Linked DNA regions of Homo sapiens: regions 2 and 3 are each linked to region 1. A link is a contact called in ENCODE Hi-C data. All regions are on one chromosome and are shown on one strand. The core of a region is the stretch at or near the end of the contact, and the rest is flanking DNA. Distances in the headings are between cores, read along the strand shown. Region 1 overlaps FHIT (fragile histidine triad diadenosine triphosphatase). Region 2 overlaps CFAP20DC-DT (CFAP20DC divergent transcript). Region 3 overlaps CFAP20DC-DT (CFAP20DC divergent transcript).

Evidence for each region. Hi-C counts contacts between places; a loop is a spot of excess contacts on that map. Pooled maps may share reads with other maps.
Region 2: a map of GM12878 shows a loop between it and region 1 (4-fold over the local background). The contact joins two enhancer-like sites. A Hi-C loop is called at or near these places in 1 of 168 maps with a recorded cell type or tissue (GM12878), 4 of 37 single-sample maps with no recorded cell type and 11 of 50 pooled maps.
Region 3: a loop to region 1 is called in a map of PC-3, with 6 times the contacts of the local background. The contact joins two enhancer-like sites. A Hi-C loop is called at or near these places in 3 of 168 maps with a recorded cell type or tissue (CD4-positive, alpha-beta memory T cell, OCI-LY7 and PC-3) and 11 of 50 pooled maps.

The regions. Positions count from the first base shown.
Region 1 is chr3:59,855,720-59,860,825 of GRCh38, reverse strand. The region is part of intron 8 of FHIT (fragile histidine triad diadenosine triphosphatase); the gene reads left to right. All of the region lies in intron 1 of LOC105377113 (a long non-coding RNA gene), which reads right to left. Among named protein-coding and RNA genes, the nearest start is that of MIR548BB, 760 kb to the left of the region's middle. Within about 2 kb of position 2,890, at least 2 of the 41 ENCODE cell types and tissues checked have a DNase peak (open chromatin) inside an H3K27ac peak, as active enhancers do.
Region 2 is chr3:59,384,171-59,389,276 of GRCh38, reverse strand. The region is part of intron 5 of CFAP20DC-DT (CFAP20DC divergent transcript); the gene reads right to left. Among named protein-coding and RNA genes, the nearest start is that of CFAP20DC-DT, 300 kb to the right of the region's middle. RefSeq lists a silencer at 2,815-2,874 and an enhancer at 3,045-3,104. Within about 2 kb of position 2,881, at least 2 of the 41 ENCODE cell types and tissues checked have a DNase peak (open chromatin) inside an H3K27ac peak, as active enhancers do.
Region 3 is chr3:59,441,214-59,446,319 of GRCh38, reverse strand. The region is part of intron 5 of CFAP20DC-DT (CFAP20DC divergent transcript); the gene reads right to left. Among named protein-coding and RNA genes, the nearest start is that of CFAP20DC-DT, 360 kb to the right of the region's middle. RefSeq lists an enhancer at 1,951-2,000. Within about 2 kb of position 2,264, at least 3 of the 41 ENCODE cell types and tissues checked have a DNase peak (open chromatin) inside an H3K27ac peak, as active enhancers do.

The sequences.
Region 1 (5,106 bases), core at 1,641-4,140:
AGCTTGGGGAATGTAAATATTCTTTTTCCTTCTATTTTCTGAAGTTTCCTCACACCTTATCTGACACTCTCTGGTGGCTCCTTTTTATTCTGTTCTACCCTGTATTAGAACTATTTATGTAGATGTTTTATCTCACTTTTCATAATAAACACAAACATACTGATACACACTGACTGCCCTGTGCTCACCAAGCACCTGTTCTCCAGTCAGTCTCATACTTTTCATTAAATCAAACAAACAAGGTAAACAAATAAATACCTGTGTCTTAAGGGTGTTGATGAAGGGTGTGGATGTTATGGGTGGTGATTTGGAATAACAGAAGAATTATATTACACCTAACACTTCAAAATTTATTCAACTTTTCTCCAACATCCTTCTTTTCCCTACAAGTTCCATTCCCTATGGCAACTGTTTGCTTGTTTGCAAGTACTCTCTCTCAATATCTAGCAATCAGTTTTTCTCCTTGCATACCTGGTCACCCTTCTCTCCTTCTTTATACCGAATCTTCTTTTTCTTTTTGTAAGTCAGCTAGCTGTCCTTTGGCCATTCTCATTTGCATTCCTGATCATCAATTCTTCCCAACAAAGGGTCTTCTCAGAAAACAAAGAAGGATTCTAATCATGTATAACATAATTTTCCCATTAAACTTATGCTATTTTCTTCTTCTCAGAGCTCAGCACTTTTAGTATTTTTTTTAATTCTGAAGCTGTTTCAAACCGACAGAAGGGTAGCAAGAACTGCGGTATCCTTTCACCCTGATTATCCACCTTGCAACATTTTAATTCTCTTTCATTCAGAGAGATCAATATATAGATATTCCCTTTCAGATATGATGCTCCATCACTCTTCAGGTGTTTGATTACCTTCCCAAAACAAGAGCACTCTTCTCATTACTATTATAAAAACACTTCCAATCAGGAATCAACACTGATACAGCACTACCATTCAGTCCACAGGCCCCATTCACATTTTGCCAACTGTCTCAGTGATGACATTTTCTTTTTTGGTCCAGGATGCTATACAGAAACATACACTGCATTTAATTATTATTTTTCATCAGTTTCCTCCAATCTGGAATGGTTTTGTTTGTTTGTTTGTTTGTTGAGAGTCAGAGTCTCCCTCTGTCGCCCAGGCTGGAGTGCAGTGACGCGATCTTCAGCTCACTGCAACCTCCGCCTCCCAGCTTCTAAGCAATTCTCCTGCCTCAGCCTCTGGAGTAGCTGGGATTACAGGCACACACCTCCATGCCTGGCTAATTTTTTGTATTTTTAGTAGAGACGGAGTTTCACCATGTTGGCCAGGCTGGGCTTGAACTCCTAACCTCAGGTGATCCACCCGCCTCAGCCTCCCAAAGTGCTGGGATTACAGGCGTGAGCCACAGCACCCAGCCTGGAATGGATTTTTATTCTTTCCCTGTCTCGTGTTTTCCTGCCTTAAAGAGTATAGGTCTTTTTTTCCTGTAGGATGACTCTTTCTCTGGAGCTTCCACTGTTTCTTCATTATTAGACTCAAGTCATGTATTCTTCCATGCCATCTTGGCAGGAATTCCACAAAAACGCTGCTGAGCTCTTCTCAGCATATCACATCAGAAGGCAACCACACTGACCGTATCCCCACTTGATCACCTGGTCCAGTTGGTACTTGCCAGATCTCCCCATCATTCTTTGAGCATTTCTTTATATTCTGGTACAAAAAAGATGCTCCAGGATCATCTTATACTGTCCCTGTCCAGCCTTGGAATCAGCCACTTCTCCAAGCAGCTCTGGTTCCTGTCCGTGTAGAATGATTTTAGAAATCAAGATCTGGGTGCTTAGCATGCTTATTGTTCCTGTGATGTCAATGCTTTGAGACCCAGTCAACACAGAGCTAGGAAATATGTACATATAAGTCCACACAAACACACACTTATTATTATTTCCATATCTGGGTATGTGTATATGTTTACACATAAGCCACATGAATTCATATCAGTATCTTCAATTCAAATCTAAGTCTTTTCCCCCTTCCACATTTATAAATACCTTCTCTGACAGAAACTTGGTTCCCATTATCCTTAATATATATACTCATTTGTTCAATATTAGCCTTCACTGCCCACCACCTGCGTACATCTCATCCTCTGCTCTGCTTCCTCACACACTAGAAACACCACTGCCCCCATCCATGCAGCACCCCTCTCCCCACGTTGCCCTGCATGTTCAGTTACAGAGCAGGCTGCCATCACTACCCACCTCCACAAGACACCCCTCGCTCCTGCCTCCTCAGATGCTATCATTTCTCTCCAAGAAAGAAAGGGAAAAGGCTGGGCACGATGGCTCACACCTGTAATCCCAGCACTTTGGGAGGCCGAGGCAGGTGAATCACAAGGTCAGGAGTTTGAGACCATCGTGGCCAACATGGTGAAACCCCGTCTATACTAAAAATACAAAAAATTAGCCAGGCGTAGTGGCGGGCGCCTGTAATCCCAGCTACTTGGGAGGCTGAGGCAAGAGAATCACTGGAACCCAGGAGGTGGAGGTTGGAGTGAGCCGAGATCGCTCCACTGCACTCCAGCACTCCATCTCAAAAAAAAAAAAAAAAAAAAAAAAAGAAGGTGGGAAAAGGAAGGAAGATCACCATTTATGTCTTTTTGCTGATAGATGATGTGGGAAACTCCCATACACCTTTCACAGCAGTCACACATATGTTGAATGGGCAAACCATTCTTTGACATCTACTCACTCCCTTTTACTCTCTCTGCATTACTTACTTGTCTCCAAGGCTGTGTCTAAGCATAGTTGAAGACAGAAATCATTTAATAATATTCAGCTGAGCCAACTGGCCATAAAGCTGAGACTCCAATTAGGGGAACTGGAAGCTCTGGGCAGTGGTGTCAGGGGACCAGCAGGTGGCGCCCGTAAGTTCTACTCTAAACCTTTCTGTATCCAGGCTTGTTCACTACCTTCTTTCACCACCTGGTTTCTCTCTATCAGAGCTCTTTAAAAATATGTTAGCATTCACAGTTCCCAGTATCGCTGCAGACATAAATGTTGAGAAATGCATTCTTGTTTTCCTTCCCAAGGCACCAATAGTACAAAGACAAGCATAAAGCCCCTTAGGATACAAAAAAAAAAAAAAAAACCCAGCACTTTGCACAGCATAGTCATAAGTGACGTCACTCTGTAATCTTTAACAGGAGTGGTGTTTTCCACGCTCATAGGACAAACTGACTCTTGAATCTTTGTTAGGCCTCCCTGTCTAATCGATATGTAAGTTTCTCTAGGGAAAGAATAGGGTGGAATATTATTTGTATAATCTTGTCCTATGAAAATATGAAAGAGATTATTGGCAACATTTTTGATAACCTGGTGGAATAAAACTCCAAGCCCTGCCTAAGGTAAATTATCATAAATCTTATATGTCAGGAACGTGGTAGAGAGTTGCAGGTAGGCAGTGAAGTGGCCAGAATGTTTAAAAAAAAAAATATTCTGACCTGGAATCTGTGGCAGAGTGGAGAGAGTTGCGGTGACATATCTGATCTCATTAGTGCTTAAGGTTCCTCACGCAGAGATGGAGAAATGACAGTGTATCGCTCATTCCTGCCCTCTGAAGCCTTTCCATTAGAAATGCTGCAATTTAATCTCACATGTCACAAATCAAACCCCAACTTGAAAACTGCTTCCCCTGAAAAGGTGAACACATTCCATGCCTTGTGGAAGGAACTCCAGTGCCCCTCAGAGGAAGTGCTGTGTCCCCGATAGCAGCTGGTAATATCAGCTCCACATTTGAAAGGACCCCAGGCATCAGTATTCAGAGACTGCGATTGTTACATTAGCGTGACTTTTTGCAACTTATGTGACTTTGGGTGAGTTGTTGAAATTCCACTTGACTCAGTTTCTTTATTCACTAATTGAGCATAATCTCCACCATTCAGGGTGGTTGTGGGGATTAAAGGAGAGTTAAAAAAAAAAAAAATACTCAGCCGGGGAGCTAAGTACTTGATAAATAGAAGCTGTAACTTATTATTGCTTACTGTTACTTCCAGACTCTGAGCTAAGGGCTTTATATTGTTTACTTCCTTAATTCCCACAGAATTAGATAGATATTATAAAAAGCCATTTTGCAAAGAAGGAAACTGAGTCTTAGAGAAATTAGATAACATTGCTACATTATACAGCTAGAAAAATGGTACATTCCAAAGCTAATGAAATCTTTCTGTAATGTTACACTGCTACTTGTATATTGGAAATAAAATTTGTTATGCCTTACAATTGAGTATACTACTAAGAAGAATGGTCTGCATCTATATTCCTTTGTGAGAGAAGGCTGTAATTTTCCTCCCTTGTGATTTTTATGCCTGGTCCTAGTAACAGGGTTATACTGATTTACAGAATCTATGGGGAATAATCTCTTTTTTTCTATCATATGGAAGAGTTTGCATAAAATTGGAATGATGTCTTCCTTGAACATTGGGAAAAATTTGCGTGTAAAATCACCTGGTGTGATGTTTTCTTTGCAAAAAAAATTTTAACAATTACCTTAATTTATTTAATAGCCATAGGGCTATATAAACTTTTTGTTATTTCTTGGGTCCATTATGGTTAGTTATAAATTTTTAGGCATTTATACATTTCATCTAAATTTTTAAAAATTTTGACAGATAGTTGTTGACAATAGCCATTTATTATTTTAGTTGTAATAAATATTCACTTTTTCATTCAAAACATCTTCCTCTTTTAATCGATATTGTCAAAGGTTTATCTATTGGCTGGGCGTGGTGGCTCACACCTGTAATCCCAGCACTTTGGGAGGCCGAGGCGGGTGGATCACGAAGTCAGGAGATCAAGACCATCTTGGCTAACACAGTGAAACCACGTCTCTACTAAAAATACAAAAAAATTAGCCGGGCGTGGTGGCGGGCGCCTGTAGTCCCAGCTACTTGGGAGGCTGAGGCAGGAAAATGGCATGAACCCGGGAGGCAGAGCTTGCAGTGAGCCAAGTTAGTGCCACTGCACTCCAGACTGAGCGACAGGGCAAGACTCCGTCTCAAAAAAAAAAAACAAAAAAAGGTTTATCTATTAATTATTTTATCAAAGAATCTACTTTTGACTTTTTTGATCTTTTCTA
Region 2 (5,106 bases), core at 1,632-4,131, 470 kb after region 1:
AAACAGCCTTATTATTATCCCAATTTCCAGTATATTCTGACTTTCTTTTCTAAACTTTATGAATATATGATTTGTTTACATTTGTCTTACCAAGGAGAACCACACATTTAGAGAGAAGCAGCCCTCTCTCTCCCACGCTCACAAGATAAATGTCAGTCCACTTACACTTGCTCATCAGTGATACCATCCTCATGACATGAAAACATGATGATGAGAAGTCTTCAAACCACAGAGAAGTGCTCTGAGTACAGCAAAATGTCCCAGTACATTATCATTTCTCTACTGGCTAAGACAAATTCTGCTCCAGATGCAATAGGATAGCAGTTGGAGCCGAGACTTGTGCAAAAGGCTGATCATATACAATAATTCTTCTAGAGTAAGAGATGCTTGTACCAGAATCAGGCAAGATAAAGGTGTTTAGGACTCTTTTGAAGAAACCATGTTTGAAAACTTTAAATGACATGTGCAGCTGCGGTGGTTTCAATATGTGCTCTCAGTTAGTTGATACTCCTTCTTTCAAGAGGTGGAATCTAATTCTCCTTCCCTTGAATGTGGGCTGGACTTAGTGACTCACTTCTGACAAACAGAATAAAGAGGAAGTGACAGGTATGTGCCTTTGGAGGCTAATTTATAAAAATCACTGTTGTTTTCTGTCTGATCTCTCTCTCTCTGTTTCATCACTCACTCCAGGGAAAGCCAAATGTCATATCCTGAGGACACTGAGGCAGCCATATGGTGAGGCTCATGTAGAGAGAAACTGAGGCCTTCCACCAGACTGCCAGAGAGTGAGACTTTAGATCACCGCAGCCCTGCTGACCTCCTAACCACCACCTCCTAAGCCAGAACCTCCTGAGAAATCCTGAGCCAGAACCACTTAGCTACTAAGCCTCTCTTGAATTCTTGACTCCCAGAAACTATGTGATAATAGATGTTAGTTGTTTTAAGCTGCTAAGGTTGGGTCAACTTGTTACGCAGCAATAGATAAATAATACAACAACCATATTAGTGTCAAACTGTTCTTTGATTTAGAAAGAAGAGAAAAGGAAGGGGAGGCAAGAAATGAGATCAGGATTCAGTTCAACATTTTTACCAAGGCAAGTAATTCAAGTTATCTTAACTTCTTTCCCTGGAGGCCAGGGAATTATATAAAGATCCAGAGAATTTCCTAGAAATGATTTTTGAAATTAATCATCTTCCTGCATAGACATTCTCAGACTCATGTTCCAGGTGGCAGCTGGGGAAGCTACACTGAATATCGCCACCTACCTCCCACCAGGGATTTCCAAACTGCTTATTTATCAAGCAGCCTTTTAAATAGGATATGTTATATAAACAGAGCCTAGCAAAGGACTGTGCACAAGATAGGCACTCGATAAACGTATTTTGGCGGAGCAATGGCTGCTGTGTTTATTCTTTTAATTAGCAAACACTTGAGTTCATATTCAAGTCAAAAAGACTAAATAACAAAACCTGAAACCAAGGTTAAAATCATGCTCCGTTTCTCTGTACTCATACGTAAGGAACTTTCTTTTCTTTTAGCATATGCCATGAGACAGTTGCATGAGAAGTTACTCTAAGAGAAAAGTATTTGATGTTCGTGTCTTCTAACACTGAGAATGGAAAATCTACCCAGCAACTCACGAATCAAAGAACACTTAATAGAAAAATAGGCTTGAGCAGCACTGTTTGTTGCGTTCTTTTATAGGAAAATTGAAAACATAGGATCACAAGGGTCAGATGGTTACTATTGGAATCTGGCTCCTATGAAACATAATATGTACCATTTCCCCCACCAAAATTGTGTTACTTTGTCCAAGTCACCCAATGGGGCACAGGATAAGGTGTTTTTCTGATGCACATAACCACCTAGGTTTCAAAAGGACATCTATTTAAAAGTGAGGTCCTGAAGAACACCAACAGTGACAGAAAAATGATATTTTTCTGTAACCTCAGCATCACAGAGAATAGTTCCATAAGAAATAGTTGACAAAAACAGAAAACTTTATTATTGAACATATATAGCACTATTCGGCAAAAATCCAATGCTGATGGCAACTTCCAAAACTAGGCCTTCTACCTTCTAGAGACTCTCATTCTGTACTAGAGTTTTAAGAAACTCAGAACACTTTACAGATCAAGGTGCCTTTATGACTTTGTTTTGTGGATGGATCTGTGTGTCAATAAGAAATTTTTAAAAATATCAAACAAATAGCAACTATCAAGGAAGTAGGAGAGAAGAGGGGTACAACAAAGAAAAATCAAACTTGAGGTACAATTTCACATGATCTTGCACATGGGGTTTAATAAGGTTTCAAAGTCAGCTAATTATAAAACTCTATAGATTAAATAATTGGCCCATGAAAGCTTTTATTAAAATGTCACCTGGATATCCCACTCCAAAAACATCCAATGCCATCTTGGTGTGAGTAGCCAGCTGCTGGCTTCTGAACAAAGGCTTTGAGTTTAGACTCAATATGGTGCTGTTGCTTTGAAATCTTGGAAGGAAGGAAACTACTCAGTGTCTCTTGCTTGATCCAAAGCATCCCTCATAAAAGTCTGCAGTGTCTCAACTGAAAATCAAAATGAGAACATCCTATATACATTAATGGTGGCCACAAATTTCAAAGAAGAAGGAGAAATGTATATAGAGCTGAGAAAAATAAGTGTGTAGCAACCCATTTTATTTCTAAGAGACGTCTAGAATTTCACAGCTCTGAAGAGAAAGGCAGAAAAACAAATAATTATTTGAAACAAAACGAAAACTTTGCTTAATCAATCTGTTAAAAGCTGTTGTGAAAGCATTTTTCTTCTCAAAGCGGAACTAGCTTACTCATTACCTCTTTCTTCCAATGAGTAATCCCTCCCTCTCTTCTCATTACCAGAAATACCTACTACCTCTTTCCATATGGAAAGTGAAACCCGACATTTTCTTTTCTAATAACAGCATCTGCGAAAATCACACTCTGTCCTGGATTTGCAGAGCACTTTCCTGCTTCATCCTCATAGAATCAGGCACTGAGTAAATGGGTAACAAATATCTGTGAGAGTGAACACACTGGACCTAAAGGTATAAGCAATGGCAATAAGAGTAATTCGGGTGCCATTGGGGGCTAAGAGCATGCGATAATCTCCTCTCTATAAAATTCCCAGAGGTCACTCAGACAGACAAATTTAAATTTCTCCTGAGTTGGAAGGTTCATTTCCCCTGGAGCTACATAGGCCACACTTGGACACCTTTAATTCTTAGAAAAGCACTCATCTATATTAAATGGAAATTTGCTCCCTGGAATTTCTACCCATCAGGCTCTGTTTTGACCCCTGGGGCTCCAGGACAAATCCCATGCTTGTCCATATCGCAGCTCTCTGGTGACTGGATATCACAGCTCTCTGGTGACTGGATGGCTGCTGTCTCATCTCCCATGAGTGGCATTTTCCCAGTGGTCAATCCTAGTGAAACAGGAAAAGTTCCCTTGTCCCCCTTGCAGGGCGTGCGATGGGGGTGTGGCTCGCTTCTTCAGTGCCCTGCCACTCAAACCTCTAGGGAAGCACACAGACGGGCAGGCTGTGGGGCCCCAACCTAACGGCAGTGTCCAGCGGTGAATGTTTACAGCTGAAGCCCCAGTGGGTGTGTATTACAGGGTGCTGTTTTAGTTTAGCCATCCATAGGTGGCTTGTGTTAGTCAGCTCAATTAGACCCCTGTCTTATCACAAGGACAGAGGGCTTTCTGTATCCTGGGATTCTTGCCTTGGTGTACCAGAAGAATCGGATCATACATGGGCTTGGAGAATGAATGCAAGGTTTTATTGCATGGAAGTAGCTCTCAGCAGATGGAGGAGCCAGAAGGGAGATGGTTTTCCCGTGGAGTACGGCCGCTTGGCCGCCCGACTCTTTTCCAACCACCTCAGCCACACTCCGCATTGTTCTGCCAGTCGATGGCCTGCCAGTGTGCTGGTGTTGTGCTACACTGGTGCATTCCTCTCGACATCCAGCCACCCATGTGTTCCTCTGCTGATGTGCTCCTCTTGACGTCCAGCCACCTTTGTGTCTGCCTGCTAGGGTTTCTAGGTTTTTATAGGCACAGGATGACAGTGTGGCAGGCCAGGGTGGTCCTGGGAAATGCAATATTTGGCCACAAATGCAGGAGTCCCTCTTCTCACCTAGGTCCGTGGGCACCGGCCGGGGGTGGAACCCTCACCAGGGACCATGTCCTTTTCTTCCCAGCACCTCTCTGCCCCCCTTCCATATCACTAAGTCGTTAGCGGTTCTTCTGTGGGCATGTTTCTGGCAGTGTGTTTTGAAGTCTAGTGCGAAAGGCCTCTACATTGTAAGTACCTGAGGAGAACCTTCATTGTGCAAATTTCAGAGTCCCCTCTTCAAACGCTGTATCAGATTCTCTGGGGTTGAGTCCTAGAATCTGACTAGATTTAGCAAATGCCCAGAAGACTCTTAAGCACACCACAGAATTCTCACCAGCCTCATCACTCACCTCTCAATGGGCCCCTTTGAACAATCACCTAGGACGTCTTCCAGTAGCCAGGTGTAACCTACAAGAAACGCGCTGTAGATAGTTCAAATGACTGCATGAAAGAAATACAATTAAACTTTGGAAATGGTCTGTGAAATCAGAGCTGTAATTAACTCAAAATGGTATTCACCCAGTGTTGAGGGCAATGTGCCACCGGATGCCTCTATGCGTGGCATGAGCTAGGTGGCTTTACGGGTGATGCCTGTTTAATCTTCCTGACCAGCAAGATCAGTATTTTGCCCATGTTCTATAGATGAGAAGACTGAGACTCCTTAGGGATGAGTGATTGATTTGTTTAATATCACAGAGCTGGGAAATCGAACCCAGATCCCTCTCAACCCAAAGCCTATATTTTCTCTCCTACTGACCCTCCACTCCCCACCTAGAGGTACTGAAAGAAACATACTTGATTTCTGCAATTCTATTTTTCGATATGGTCCCTAACAGACTCCTGCTGCAATGTATGGAAGGAGGACCTGCAAGAATGATGATCTTATTTTAAACTTTTGTCTCTGACTCATTCACTGGATTCCTGAGTGACGTGTTTAATATGCAGATAACACTTTCATGGTGGGATTGG
Region 3 (5,106 bases), core at 1,015-3,514, 410 kb after region 1:
CCTGAAAAGCTATTTAGTTAGAAAAATGAAGTCAAATGGACATAAGTGTCACATAAAAATAATTTGCAACTAGAGGTTAGAAATAGTAAGAGCATAACAAGATTGAAACAAAGCTTTGGCCCAGTAAGGATTCTGAAACTAGTTGCTCGCCTTATCTCGGACTTAAAAAAAAATTACATACACACACAACAAATGAATTTCTAGACCATGCCTCACTTGTATGAAAATTACTTTCAATTAAATGCTCAAGTTCTGGTTCCACGAGAGTTTTAACTATCATGTTTTCAAATGAACCAGTGATTCACAGGCATTGAGGGAAGGAAGAAACTGATCAGATGATCAAGTCTGTCCCAGAAGATATCCAAGCAAGTGTTCCCTGCAGTTTATTTTCAATCACTTTGTTCAGTTCTGGTTTAAAATGACTCCAGCAACGGGACTCTTCATCAATCTAAGAGGCCCATGGGAGTCCTTTCTCAGTCTAAGAGTCCTCATTTTAGAAAAAATATTCTGATATGAAATCTTGTTGTACCACTTGCCTCTCCCAGTGGAACCCCTCTTTTTCCCTGCATTTAGGCCCTTCAGCCCCTCCAGTTGTCAGAAGTGGCAGTATCTTTTCTCATCAGTTACTCTTTCCTTCCCCTTCATCATTTTTTATTCTTTTTCATCTGAAGAGTTTTGTGCTTTTGCCTGCTTCTCTGTGATTGTTCCCTATCAGCACAGGAGCTGACGGCTCTGACAAGGCTGCATTTCAATGGAGGTGCTAAAGCCTGGCTATGTGGCCTCATGGCCTTCAGCTACAGTCCAGAATGATACTTCCAGAACCCTGAGAATTTGAGACCTAGCTAATCCCCTGAGTGACCAGATACTTGCCTGGTGGCTAGGGCCTGCCATGTAAACTGCCCATAACCAAGGCTCAATGAAGAGTTGTGGTCAATGTGGTAGACGTCCCTACCTCTCCAAGATAAAGAAGACAATGAAAAGGTGGCTGTGTATTTTTGCACGTTCAGAAGCATAAAAAGGAATGCAGAATCAGGAATCATCCGATTCCACACGTAACCACTCAGCCTCTGGATCTCAATTTCCACATTTGCTAAAAGAAGGAGCTGGACTGCATGAGATCTCAGGGCAATTTATGCATTAAGACTCTGGAGCACAGTTCCAATTTGAAGAAGTAACAGCAATACCTTCTGCCAGATTTAGGTGTCCAGTGAAAACACAGATGCCCAGTTAAATCTGAATTTCAGAGAAATGAATGTCACAGTGTAAGTATACCTGCAATATGTGGGACATATTTATCCTAAAAAATGACTGTTTATTGGAGATCCAAATTTAGATGAATGTCCTGTTTTTCTCTGGCAATCCTACCCTCCCTTCCACCTTCAAATTGTCTTGGCAGATGGATGGCATCTAGGCAGCTGAGTGGTTGTCTGATCCTTATAACCTCTTACCCCATTGTCCTAATATAGCTTCCAAGGCTTGGCTGAAGCTTGTCAGGTATTTCCAAATACGTGCATGCTTACTTGCTTCTCAATGCTCCTTAGCAGTCCAAATATGATCAAATGAGTGAAAATATTTTGAGGTATAAAGTTCTATACACGTGCATTGTTAATATTAATCACAAAAGCCTGCACTAAAATGTGAAGACAAAGGTGATAATAAGTCTACAGTTCCTAGACTGCAGTTCTGTACAACTAAAAACCAGCCTGTCTTTTGAGATTCTAGCACTCTCCACAACAGGCCCCCACATCTCAGCTTTAACAGCAATAAAACCACTCCTTTACTTGTTGACTATTTCCTGGGTGCCAGGCACTGTGCTGGGAACTTTACATGCATTACATCATTTAATAATGAAACACTCACTCCTATCAAAATGAAACTGTCATTTTACAGATGAAAAGATAGGCCCAAGAGGCAAAGTGACTTATTTGAGTTCACACAGCTCATCTAACAGAATAGAACGGCCACAAAAGGATTTTCACAGACCCTGACAAACTGATTTTAAAATTTATATCTGAAAGCAAAGGCTGAAATATACCAAGAAACTCCAAGAGAGAAACAAGCCAGGAGACTTGCCTCAGCAGGTAACAGGGCTTATTTTAAAGCTATAATAATGAAGACAGTGTGGTATTTGGAAAGAGGCAAACAAAGAGACAAATGGAACAGAAGACAGAGTCTGAAAACACACCCGTGCCTGTCGTGGAAACCTGACTCACGACAGGGCTACGTGCAGAGCTGTGGACCAAGAAGGAGCAGTTCAGCAGTGTGTTATCCATATAGATAGTTGAAATTTCCTCAAACGAAACCCAAAGTTCAAGTCCATATGGATCAAGACTGTAAGCATAAAAGACAAAACTTTCAAACTTCTGGACAAAAGACAACACTTTCATCACCTCAGTGTAGAGAAGGTTTTAAGCACAATGCAAAAAAGCACTAAGAAAGATTAATCAAATGGGGCTATGTTCAAGTGAAGCACTCCTGCACATAAAAAGAAGCCACAAAAAAGTGAGAGCATAAGCTACAATTTAGAAGAAAATCTAATTGTCAAAGGAGAAGCCTCTAGACATGTATTGATCAATACAGTCGTCATGTGGCTGGTGAGCAACTGAAATGTGACTGGCACAGAATAAGATCTGCCATGAGTATAACATACACATTAAATTTCAAAGACTTCATTAATAATTTTATATTGATAATTTTAGGTACATTTGGATAAAGTTTAGTGACATAAAATAATGAATTATTAAAACCAGTTTTATTAGTTTATTTTTACTTCTTTAATGTAGCTACTAGGAAATTTTAAATTATATGTGGCTTGCGTTATATTTCTGTTGGACAGCAAGGATCTAGAATATGTGAAGAGCTCCTATTAGTGAATAACAAAGAATAAAACACAATATAAGAAAAAAGGAAAAAGTTCATAGAAAGGCTTTCTACAGAAAAAGAAACATATATATCCAACACGAGAAGGTGTTCAAGCTTATGACCAATTTATTTGCAAACTAACATTGTAATAAAATATCCTTTGTACCATCAGTTAGTAAACCATAATAAATCCAACAATATCCAATATTGGCAAGAGTATGAAGCAGTGGGAACTCTCACTCACTGCTGGTGGGAGTAAAAATCGGTACAACCACTTCAGGAAACAATTTGGCATTGGGCAGTAAAAACTGAACATATATACAAACTGTGAGCTGGCAAGCTCAATCCTAGATATCTACCTGAGAGAACTCTTGTACATGTATGACACAAGACATGCACAGCACTGCTGAAAACTGGAAATGACCCTGGTTTCCACCAACAATAGTGTGGGTAACCCAACTGTGGTATATTTATATGATGAAAAGCTATACAGAATGTTAAAAAAGAATGAACTGGCGCTACACACAGCTCTACAATTTTAGAGCTATGTAAAGATATGTATCTCTTAAAACAAAATGACTACATAAAATTCAGAGGTACTCCTTGCTGGGGAGGGAGGGAGACAGCATGCCTGGGGAAGGATATCAGAACAGAATCCCTGGGAACAGAACGCACGGGTCATGTTCTAGTTCTTAAACTGGGTGGTGGGTCCACAGGTGCTTGTATTTTTTTTAATTAATTTATCTGATTTTAAGTTCTGGGATACATGTGTAGGATGTGCAGGTTTGTTACATAGGTAAACGTTTTTTTCTAAATTAAACTGTAAATATAAACTGTAAATGCTTGTTTTAAAGTATGATATTTCACAATTTAAAGAGTTTAAAAAAGAAAAACAAAACTGTGTTGTCTATTTGTGTGATATTACATTCCGCCAGAAAAGTTGCCTTTCATTCATCTTTTAATAATGACATCTCTCAGTGCTGGTCTGTCTTCTACAACTGGGCTTTTTTCTCATATCCCATCAGATGAGATCTCCAGATTCATATATCACATCTACATATATACACATGCACAATATAAACAGCATACTTGGAAAAGCAATACAAGGAGGCTTGCTGTTCTTGTGCCTTGACTCATCTCACTCACTTTCCCTGGGGACAGCAGAGACCTAAGGGAAGCAGGGCCTCATTCCCATGTGGTCGCCGAGATTAGAAGCCCTGTGCAGTGCATGAGGTGGGGGAGCTCAGTGTCTTGTCTTCACTCTCCAGCGTCCTCAGTCCAATCCTCTTTGTCTTCCCTATTTGAGCTTTTCTCAGAGTTAATGAGCGGTAATTGGAGACGCCCTTGAAAAAGAATTGCAGCCTCTTGCCCGTAGTCTTAGAGAAGCACAAGAAAATAAAAGGGCACAGACTTACTGACATATGCTTGGAGTGGCCAGGTTCTCATAGATGATTCTGTGGCTCTCAATCCATACTGAGGCAAGGCATCAGAAAAATAAGTTTAATCAACCTGATAACTGGACCTACATCCTGGGTCCGAACACAATTATATTTCTTTAAAAGAGATCAAACCATTCTAGAGGATATTTTCCCCAAGTTTTATTTATCCCTTCCCCTTAAAAATGCCGAACTGAATCCCCCAGTGGAAATGTTCTGAGTATCAAGTGTGCTCATCTCTCATAGAACAAAAATAAACCTATATTGATATTTGTGCTCTCATGTTCATTGCAGCATTATTCACAATAGCCAAGATATGGAAACAACCTAAGCGTCCATTGGCAGATGATGGATAAATATGGTACATTTACACAATTGAATACGATTCAGCCTTTGAAAAGAAGGAAAACCTGCCACATTTGCAACAAGGATGAACCTGGAGGACGTCATGCTAAGTGAAATAAGCCAGGCACAGAAAGGCAAATACTGCCTGATCTTACTCATATGTAGAAGCTTAAAAAAATAAAATAAAAAGTAGAACTCATGGTAACAGAGTAGAATTGTGGTTACTAGGGACTAGAATGAGAGGAAAGGGGAGATGTTGGTCAAGAAGTATAAACTTTCATTTACAAGTTATAAGCTTGACGACTATAGTTAATAATAACATATTGTATATTTGAAATTTGCTGAGATCTCAACTGTTCTAATCACACACACATAAATGGCAGCTATGAGAGGTAATAGATGTGTTAATTAGCTTGATTGTGGTAATTTTACAATGTATATGTATATCAAAACATCACGTTAA